Linked DNA regions of Homo sapiens: region 2 is linked to region 1. A link is a loop called in an ENCODE intact Hi-C map of the cell type or tissue named here. Cell type or tissue: dorsolateral prefrontal cortex. All regions are shown on one strand. Each heading gives the region's core, and the rest is flanking DNA. Links, peaks and the distances in the headings are about the cores only. Region 1 overlaps ASTN2 (astrotactin 2). Region 2 overlaps ASTN2 (astrotactin 2).

Region 1 (4,394 bases), core at 302-4,301:
ATTTTTAAAAAGTTAATAGTCTTATGAGCTGAACAAACAAACAAACAAACAAGCAATTGTTTAGATTTGGCCCATGGGCTATATATAGTATGGCATAAAGAAAGGACAGAGAAGGGAGAGGCAGCAGGAAGACCGGTTAGGAGGCTGATATGGGAAAGGATGGCAGCTTGGATGAAGGTGATGCCAGTGGAAACTATGAAAAGTTAATTCTGAAAATCTTTTCCTGTTGTTGTTTTTTTGAGACAGAGTCTTGTTCTGTCACCCAGGCTGGAGTGCAGTGGCACGATTTCAGCTCACTGCAATCTCCACCTCCCAGGTTCAAGAGATTCTCCTGCCCCGGCCTCCTCTGTAGCTGGGATTACAGGCACCTGCCACCACACCTGGATAATTTTTGTGTTTTTAGTAGAGATGGGGTTTCACCATGTTGGCCAGGCTGGTCTCAAACTCCTGACCTAAAGTGATCTGCCTGCCTCCGCCTCCAAAGAGCTGGGATTACAGGCGTGAGCCACTGCACCCTGCCTGAAAATCATTTAAGAAGCAAAACCATCAGGGTTAGCTGACTGAAAGGATGAGAGGCAAGGAAAACGATGAAGAATGACTGCTTAGCTTGAAAAACTAGGCTAATAGTTTGATTTCCTGAGATGGGAAGATGTGGGTAGAGCAGGTTTAGGGGGCAAATCACACATCAATAGTGTGATCCCAGACAAGAAGGAGAGAAACACAGGTTTCCTACGGGCTTCTGAATAAAATAAAGGACGCTCAGTTCACTTTGAATTTCAGATAGTCAGCGAGACATTTTTAGTATAAGTATGTCCAAAATACTGCATGGAACATACTTATACTAAACAAGTATTCATTATTTATCTGAAATTTAAATTTAAGTTGGCATCATGTATTTTTATTTGCTAAACAGAGCAACCCTACATGGAGTGGGGTGGGGTGGTGGTGGTGGTGTGATGGAGGGTATATAGGTCTCCAGGAAAAGAAAACCTAAGCCCAAGAGGAGAAAGAGAAGGCTCCTTAGAGATGACACCCCTTAGAGCAGATGCTAGAGCTAAGTCTAGGAGCTGGCCAGGTGAACGAGGAATACAAAAACAATCTAAACAGAGAGAAGAGAATAAGCATGTTACCCTCAGACATTTGCAAGTAATTAATGAGGCTAGAGCCTCGAGGGAGGAAAGGAACATTGGAGGATGAGGCTGAAGAGCTTCTAACAGGGCTTCACTTCACAGAGGTTTTCTAGGTAAAGGCCAGGGTGTCAATACACTTGCTGAAGTTCAGATTCCCAGGCCTCTCCCCAGGAGCCTCAGCAGGTCTGGCCTTGAGAGCCTGAGGTCTACCGTGATTCTGATGATCAGCTAACTTGAGGAAAGCCTGGGTTAAATAATCTGGGAACTCTTCCACCTACAAATCCTGGGAGCCAAACAAGTTGCTGCTGGCTGTAAAAGTCTTGAAAAGAGTAATTCAGATAATCAGAGGAAAGGAAGCATTGAATAAGTGTGCAGCCTCCCATGGGGACCCTCTAGAATGGAGCTCTGTCCATTTGGAGGACAATAGGGAATCCAGAATGTTTGTCAAAGGACCAGTCCTGCTCCTGAATAGTCACCCTGTCTGGCACCTGGCTCTAATTTGGTGCTATCTCCCAGCTCTGTGCAAGTAGACCAGACGTCTTCCTGTGCCTTCCCCCGATGCCCCACCCCCTTCCCTCCTCCGCCCTCAGCCACCACTGAAATGATTCCCCCAAATGCAGCTATTACTGTGACTGGAAATCTCTTTACTGCTGATTCTGCTAATGGAAATGTTCCTTCCCTTTTCGGCTGCTTGCAAAGCCACTCGTGACTTCCCTGGGTGCATGAGAGCAAGGCTTTGTCAGCCAGCCACCACCAGAAGGGAGAGGATTCTGCCCCGCCTGCTCCCACAACACCCACCTGCCTTAGACTCAGTCTCTAAGAGCTCTTCTGTCCCAACTGTCCTCAAACAACCCCGGAATTCCCTGCTTCCCCCAGCTTCCCCCAGCTCCAAGAGAATGAGCAGACATCAATGGTCAATTTCATCCTTTTTTGCCTTGCTGGGGAGGAGGGGAGGTGGAGAGAGGAGGCATAAGAGGAGCATGAGGGAGTGGAAAGAGGGGGAGGGGAAAGGAAATTTACATTCATTATTGATTCATACCTCCACCTCCTTCCAAAAAAAGGATTCCAGGTGGCGAAGAGGCACAGAGCCCAAGCTGTGTGCCAGATGCTGCGCTAGGTGCTTTGCACACACTATCTCCATAAGGATCACACAGCTTAGTGTAAGTAAAAAGTTAGCACAGTGCCCAGTGCTGACTAAAATGTGGTTATGGAGGGCTCTCCAAAATTAAGTGACTATTATGTTTTCTTCATGTTATTGATGGGTAAGCAGAGGCTCAGAGAAGTGGCATACATAAATCTAAAGCTAGGAATTAGCACATCTGGGATTTGATCCCAGGGCTTTTGGTCCTCAGACCTAGCAAAAGTCTCACTCTAGCACACTGCCACCATCAGAGGACCTGAGCTAGAGACTTGGTTGTGCTGTGGATTAGCTGCAGGACCTTGGAAAATGTATTTGTCTTCGCTACATAGATGAAGGAGTTGGGTTGGATCTCAAAGGCATCATTTTACCTCATTCTAATAATCTAGAAGGATACACTATATATTTGGATTTATATAGCATTATAATATATTACGTATGTGTGTGTATGTATGTATAATATAGATCCCACATTCAAGGAGGAAACACGAAAACTGCACAATGATGCTAAGGAGTACTGAGTGGAAAAATTTGACAAGGTTGAGCAGGAGTGAGAAGCAAGTTCACCTAGCCAGATAGCGGCTACATCTCAGACTCCAGACACCCTGATCATTTCCCAAAAAAGGACATAGAGCTTATACAAATTTCTCAGAGGACAAGATCACTGATCCCCTAGTAAACACTTGGCAGAGCATGAGGTGACAACTCTCTAAGAGTTGGGAGGAAGGAAGAAAAGGGGGAAAAAAAAGAAGGAAAGGGGATGGGGAAGAAAGGAGGGAAGGTGGAAAGAATAGAGGGAGGGAAGGAGAGAGGAAACCAAGAAGGCACAGAAACATAGGAGTTTGCTTGTCAAGTGGGTCCAGGAGTAACAAGAGGCATCTGGAGAGTATGAGACAAGGCCTAGATGCTGTCTTGGCAAAGCAGCAAGGAGCAAGCAAAGGGGCCTGGGGAGCTGCTAAGTCAGCTCCTGGCAGCACAGAACAAGGTGCTCAGTCCCTTGGGCCTGTGAGGCTGTCACACCTGAAGTTCCTATATAAGAAACGCCTGCAGCTTCTTGGTCATGAGAAGAGGATGACATAAGAAGTAAAAAAGTCTAGAGATGAAAAGTTGAGAGCATCTCTTGTTCTATGCAGCATGCAAGGCAGACAGAACATAGACTATGGAACCAGGCAGACCTGGATTTGGACTGAGCTTAGCTGTATAATAGCTGTGTGATCTTGGGTAGGTTCCTTCACTCCTCTGAGCCTCAGAACTCACCCTATAACATGGGATGAGCTACATCTGTCCTTCAGCACTGTAGAAAGAATAGATAACAAATGTACCATCATGGCACCTGGGACATAGTACATGTTACATAAAATGGTCACGGTTTTCATAGCCTATCCTATGTAGGATGATAAAGTCCAGTTACATTACAACTCTGGAATTCCAACTCCTCCTGTCCCCAGTTTCCCAGCTGCCCTTCCCTAAGATGGAAGGAAAACACATAGGGGTCAGTAGATCTGGGATCTGGCATCTGCTTTACCACAGGCTTGGTGACCTTGATTTCCCCATCTTTATATAGAAGTGTTTCAGTTAGATAATGTCCTAAATTTTTCCATTTCTGATATTTGATAATCCTGGAACCATGGTGTATCATTTCCCTGAAACTTGTATTGTCTCTTCGTTTGCTACAATGCAAAGTTTCTAATCATTTACCTGGTTTCCAAGCTGCTCAAGACAGAGTCTTCTCCAAACACAATGATCTTTCCTCTAATCACATTGTTCTCATTAGCCATCCTGCAATCACCCCAAAATAATCAGGAGACAGGAGAAGGTAGCAGCAATGGCTATGGGTGCTTAGAAGAGGGAAGGCTCTGTGGGATGGATAGTGTTTAGGCTCACTCTTAACAGGGTAGTGCAAATTCAGCCCATCTCAAGTTTTGTCTACTGTGGATTCTGGGATGACACTTAGCAAACACAGAGTTCTAGTTCTCTAAGATCTCCTGTACACCTACAATGTGCCAAGTAAAGGGTGAGTCACCACAGCCCCAGAGATGAAGGAGGTACATTAGCTGCTCACAGGGTACATAGGCAAACAGCGTGAGACACATGAGGAAACACACAGCGTAAATTCTGGTCTCACT
Region 2 (4,394 bases), core at 107-4,106, 81 kb before region 1:
ATGAGGTCCAACACTTTGAACAGTGGCTGTCATACAGCGGGTGCTTAGTGAATATCTGTGGATGCAGTAGAAGAATCAGGCAGGTCTGCAGGAAATTATGCAGTGGCATGCCTAGATCAGTACCAGGTTGAGAGCAGATACTCAACAAAATATTTTTGTCTCCAGAAAACCATAAATCTTTCTGGCTGCAGGGATCAGTCTCAGATTTCAGGGCCTCTCTCTGGCCTTCCCAACCTTCTCTCTAAACAAACCAGTTCCAAAATGTTATAGACTCCTATCCAAAGCTGTGTGCCCCACTCCCACCATTCTTTGCTAAACAACTGAATAATGTCATGAATAAATTCAGGCTAAGGTATACATAGCTCCTAGTAAAAAATTCAGAGGAATGGAATCAAGTTATAAACACCATGAAAGTTCACTGTCATGCATCTCCAACTCCAAGACAGGAGGGGTCACCATGGTGACAAAACTAGCGGATATTTGGGCAAGGAGTGGGGATGTTCTGTGATTCATCTTAAACCAAATAGGTAACCACCTTCTCTGCCAGGCCAGGTTCTGATGCTCTAGAACAGAGCTTCTCAACATTGGAACTATTCACATTTTAAGCCAGATAATTATTTGAGGTGGGCGCTATCTTGTGCATTGTAGGGATGTTGAGCAGCCTCCCTGGCCTCTACTCATTAGACACCAGTAGCATTCCCTGCTCCACCAGTTGTGACAACCAAAACTGGCTCCAAATATGGTCAAATGTCCTTTAGGAGAAAAATCACCTCCTGTTGAGAACTACTGCTGTAAAGAGAAAATGATGAAAATTTACTAATCCAATTAATACAAAGCAAATTCTTTAAAAAAGCCATGGTGTCTTTCACCACTCTAGCCTGTGTATTCTGGTCCCTCTGTTTGGAATCTTCTCCCTCCCTCCCTCCCCATCTTATCCCCGGGCAAGCCTTTATTGCTCCATAATTCAGGGATCACTTCTTTGCAAAGCTTTCTAGAATGTCCTATGATGGGATAGGAGATAGACCCCTCCTCTGTTTGACAGCAAGTTGTACTCCCCCTTATCACATTATGGTTATCCCTCTGCACTCTTGAACAAAACTGCACATTTTGAGGGGAAGGTCTCTTCTTCATTCATTTTCAAATTCTAGTTCTTAACACCGTGCCCTAGCACTGAATAAATACGTGTATGAACAGAAGGCTAACACTTAATGATCACCTGCCATGTGTCAGTCCTACTGTGTATATCCTATCTTGGTATGTCTTTATGTTAATGTTGCATCATAGGCTACTACTATTACTCCACGTTTCTAGGGAGTAATTCGTTCCCAGAGAGCAGAGATAACTCATCTAACATCACACAGGCAGCAAATGGCACAACTGGGCATATGGACTTAAGTCTGCATGGCTGACATTCTGCCTTTCTGACCTTCTGTCTTCCCATTTGCATGCTTGCCATCTTGCTTCCTACAGTAGCCAAAGACAGAGCCCTCTGCCTTGGGCTTTTAGGTCTTGGGGAGGTGCACCTTGCTGCTTCCTCCTTACCAGGCCATAAATCCTGTTGAATCTGGGCAGTGAAGTGGCAGGCAGGTTGGTATGAGCTTTGTTGATGTGTATGCCTGGGCCCCCAGCACAGGCACAAGTTGGGCTGGAGACCCAGGGCAATGGAAGATTTCTTTCCACAGCAGCACAGACCAAAGCAGAGGACTATGGGCATTTTCAACACTCTCCTGTCTCTGGTGGTGTTATTATTTTCCTTCAACCTTTCCAGTAATGGGGACCTTCGGGGCTGAAATAAGAACAATAATTTTTTTTTCCTTCTACTCTCCTAGAGTCAAGTCCAGAATTTAATAAAGGTAACAAAAATACTACGGTATTCCAATTCCTCTCTGCAGATTTTTGTTTTAATTTAGTTTTAGCCCTGATGTTAGATTGACAGTCCTGGGGTCTGAAGTGTATCCATTCCCATAGTATGTCTGGTGCAGAGACAGAGTGACTCATTTTTATGTGTGCACACACACACATATACATATACACACAGAGATACCATGAAAAGAACAATTTCTCCTACAAAATCAGAAAATTGTCTGCATTAAACTGATCTGTGCACAGTCTGTCTGCCCCACCTCTGACCCCCCAAAGCCTCATTCTCAAATATAAACTGGCATTCCAGGCAATCAATCAAGACCTAACCCCTCAAAGACTACCACCACCACCACTACCATTTGATCCTAACTGCATTTACCCAACGTCTGGAATTAACCTCTTTGCTCCGGCCTTAGATAGAGCCTCTTCAGGGAACATGGATCTTAGCTTCCGAAAGGTTTATGGCTTTGCCAGCCTGAAGACTTCCCAATATCTCTGGCAATGGCTTTACTCCAGCCCCCACCCTTCAGAACACCATCCCACTCCCTGTTCTTACTCTGAATCACTGACATTGGATTCATTCAAAGAGGCTGGAGGTGGGGGCATGGAAGAGGCTCAACAAGCACAAAGAAACCTTCAGTATTATAACTCAACAATGTTTTCAGTGTGAAATATGTCCAGGATTCACCCTCCTTCTAATACTAATTATTTCCCACAAGGTTTCCTGTTGCAAACATTCTAATTTCTTTTCTTTCTTTATATATATATTTTTTATTTTAGCCCTTGTTGTAGCTAGGCAGTTATTATGACACACATACTTTGTTGATGAGGAATGAACACTCAGAGTAAAACTGAGTTAAATCTACATCTGTGTAACTCACTTCACTTAATCGACCAACAAATATTTACTGAGTGCCCAAATATCGGCTGGACACCATGCTAAATTCAGGGGACACAATGATAAATAAGACATATGTAGTCAGTCATGTGCCCTCCTAACTAAGGAGAAAGAAGTGCCAATCAGCCCATACAGTACATAATCCCATGTGAAAAAAATGCTTGATGGGACGAGCAACAGGTGGCTATGGAAGGTGAAAAAGGAAGCCCAACCCAGCCACACTCATGCAAGCTCACAGGAGGCCAGGACACCTATGCTGGGAGCTATAGGATGAGTAGAATTTTCCAGGGAAAGAGAAAGGACAAAAGTGTTCCAGCCAAGGTGAACAGATATGTGAACATAAGGAAACAATAGATCCAAATATGGATGGTATTAGTCCATTCTCACACTGCTATAAAGATATTACGTGAGACTGGGTAATTTGTAGACAAAGGAGGTTTAATTGGTTCACAGTTCTGCATGGCTGAAGTGACCTCAAGAAACTTACGATCATAGCAGAAGGGGAAGCAGGCACCTTCTTCACAAGGCAGCAGGAGAGAGAAGAGTGAGTGAAAGAGGGACTTGCCAAACACTTACAAAACCATCATATCCTGTGAGAACTCACTATCATGAGAACAGCATGAGGGAATGGCCCCCATGATACAGTCACCTCCCACTGGGTCCCTCCCTTGACATGTGGGGATTATGGGGATTACAATTCAAGATGAGATTTGGGTGGGGACACAGACAAACCATATCATGGATCCTTCAAAAAACTAGAAAAAAAATTATGCAATCCCAGTACATAGATTTGGGGAGGCAGGGAGAGGCCATAGCAAGTGGTGAGGCTAGAGAGCTGGGCAGAGGCTGAAGCATGCCAGACCTCCCAGGCCATGCTAAGGATCTGGAATTTCTCCTGATATCCATGGGTAGCCACTGCAGAGATTTAAACAGTTTAAGGAGGGATGAGATACCTTGGATAGCTCTCTGTCTACTCTACCCTCAAAAGGAAGGGATATATCTATGGGCAGTGGGAGTGAAAGGGAGTGCTATGGGGAGAAATTTAATGCAGAGGCAGAACTTGTCTAGGCCCCTAAAGCTGGGAATTCTGAGAGGCGGTGATGGGTCTGGGACCTGGCATGCTGCATTTCAGGAGCACTGAACTTGTTTCAATGTCCAGGAGAAGTGGGTTGATAACAGAGAGTGGAATCATCCATGTAACATATTTATTAATAAAACAAGCAGACAAGAGACGCCATCTGAAGCATAGACTTTTCACCCTGAGCCCTGAGGGAGAGGCTGATGACAGGCTAGACTCTGGCCAGTCCAACACAGATTCTGGCCTCCCCTTCCAGATGCCACAAGACAATTCTGGATTATCCACATGGGGATGTCTGGGCCAGAGTGTACAGGCTCACCTCTCAGTTTCTGACCCTATAGCCAGATGCAGACAGTTGCCCTCCTCCTGTCTTTTTCATTGCCATGGGCTCTTCAGGCAGCCTCTCTGATGTTCATTAAAACAGTCAGTCTGGCCAGTCTCAAGTCTGAGCTGGGCAGACTGAGATTGATCTCATAACAAAGGAGCTGGACACCTGGGCTTGAAACCCCCCTCTCCTCCCTGAATTTGGAATCTCCTTTTCCCCTCTTCCCTTTC

Evidence for each region. Hi-C counts contacts between places; a loop is a spot of excess contacts. Peaks named below come from ENCODE experiments on the same cell type or tissue, not always from the same donor. Only the 100,000 strongest peaks of a DNase experiment are listed, where the experiment ranks them.
Region 2: it touches region 1 in a loop (6-fold over the local background); 1 of 110 quality-filtered maps calls a loop at or near these places.

What each region holds. Positions count from the first base shown.
Region 1 is chr9:117,401,846-117,406,239 of GRCh38, forward strand. The region is part of intron 1 of ASTN2 (astrotactin 2); the gene reads right to left. Among named protein-coding and RNA genes, the nearest start is that of ASTN2, 11 kb to the right of the region's middle. In dorsolateral prefrontal cortex, for the core only: no CTCF peak of the experiment used is centred there; a DNase peak (open chromatin) is centred at 1,876; H3K4me3 peaks cover 1,043 bases; H3K27ac peaks cover 3,940 bases.
Region 2 is chr9:117,321,155-117,325,548 of GRCh38, forward strand. All of the region lies in intron 1 of ASTN2 (astrotactin 2), which reads right to left. Among named protein-coding and RNA genes, the nearest start is that of ASTN2, 92 kb to the right of the region's middle. In dorsolateral prefrontal cortex, for the core only: no CTCF peak of the experiment used is centred there; a DNase peak (open chromatin) is centred at 2,427.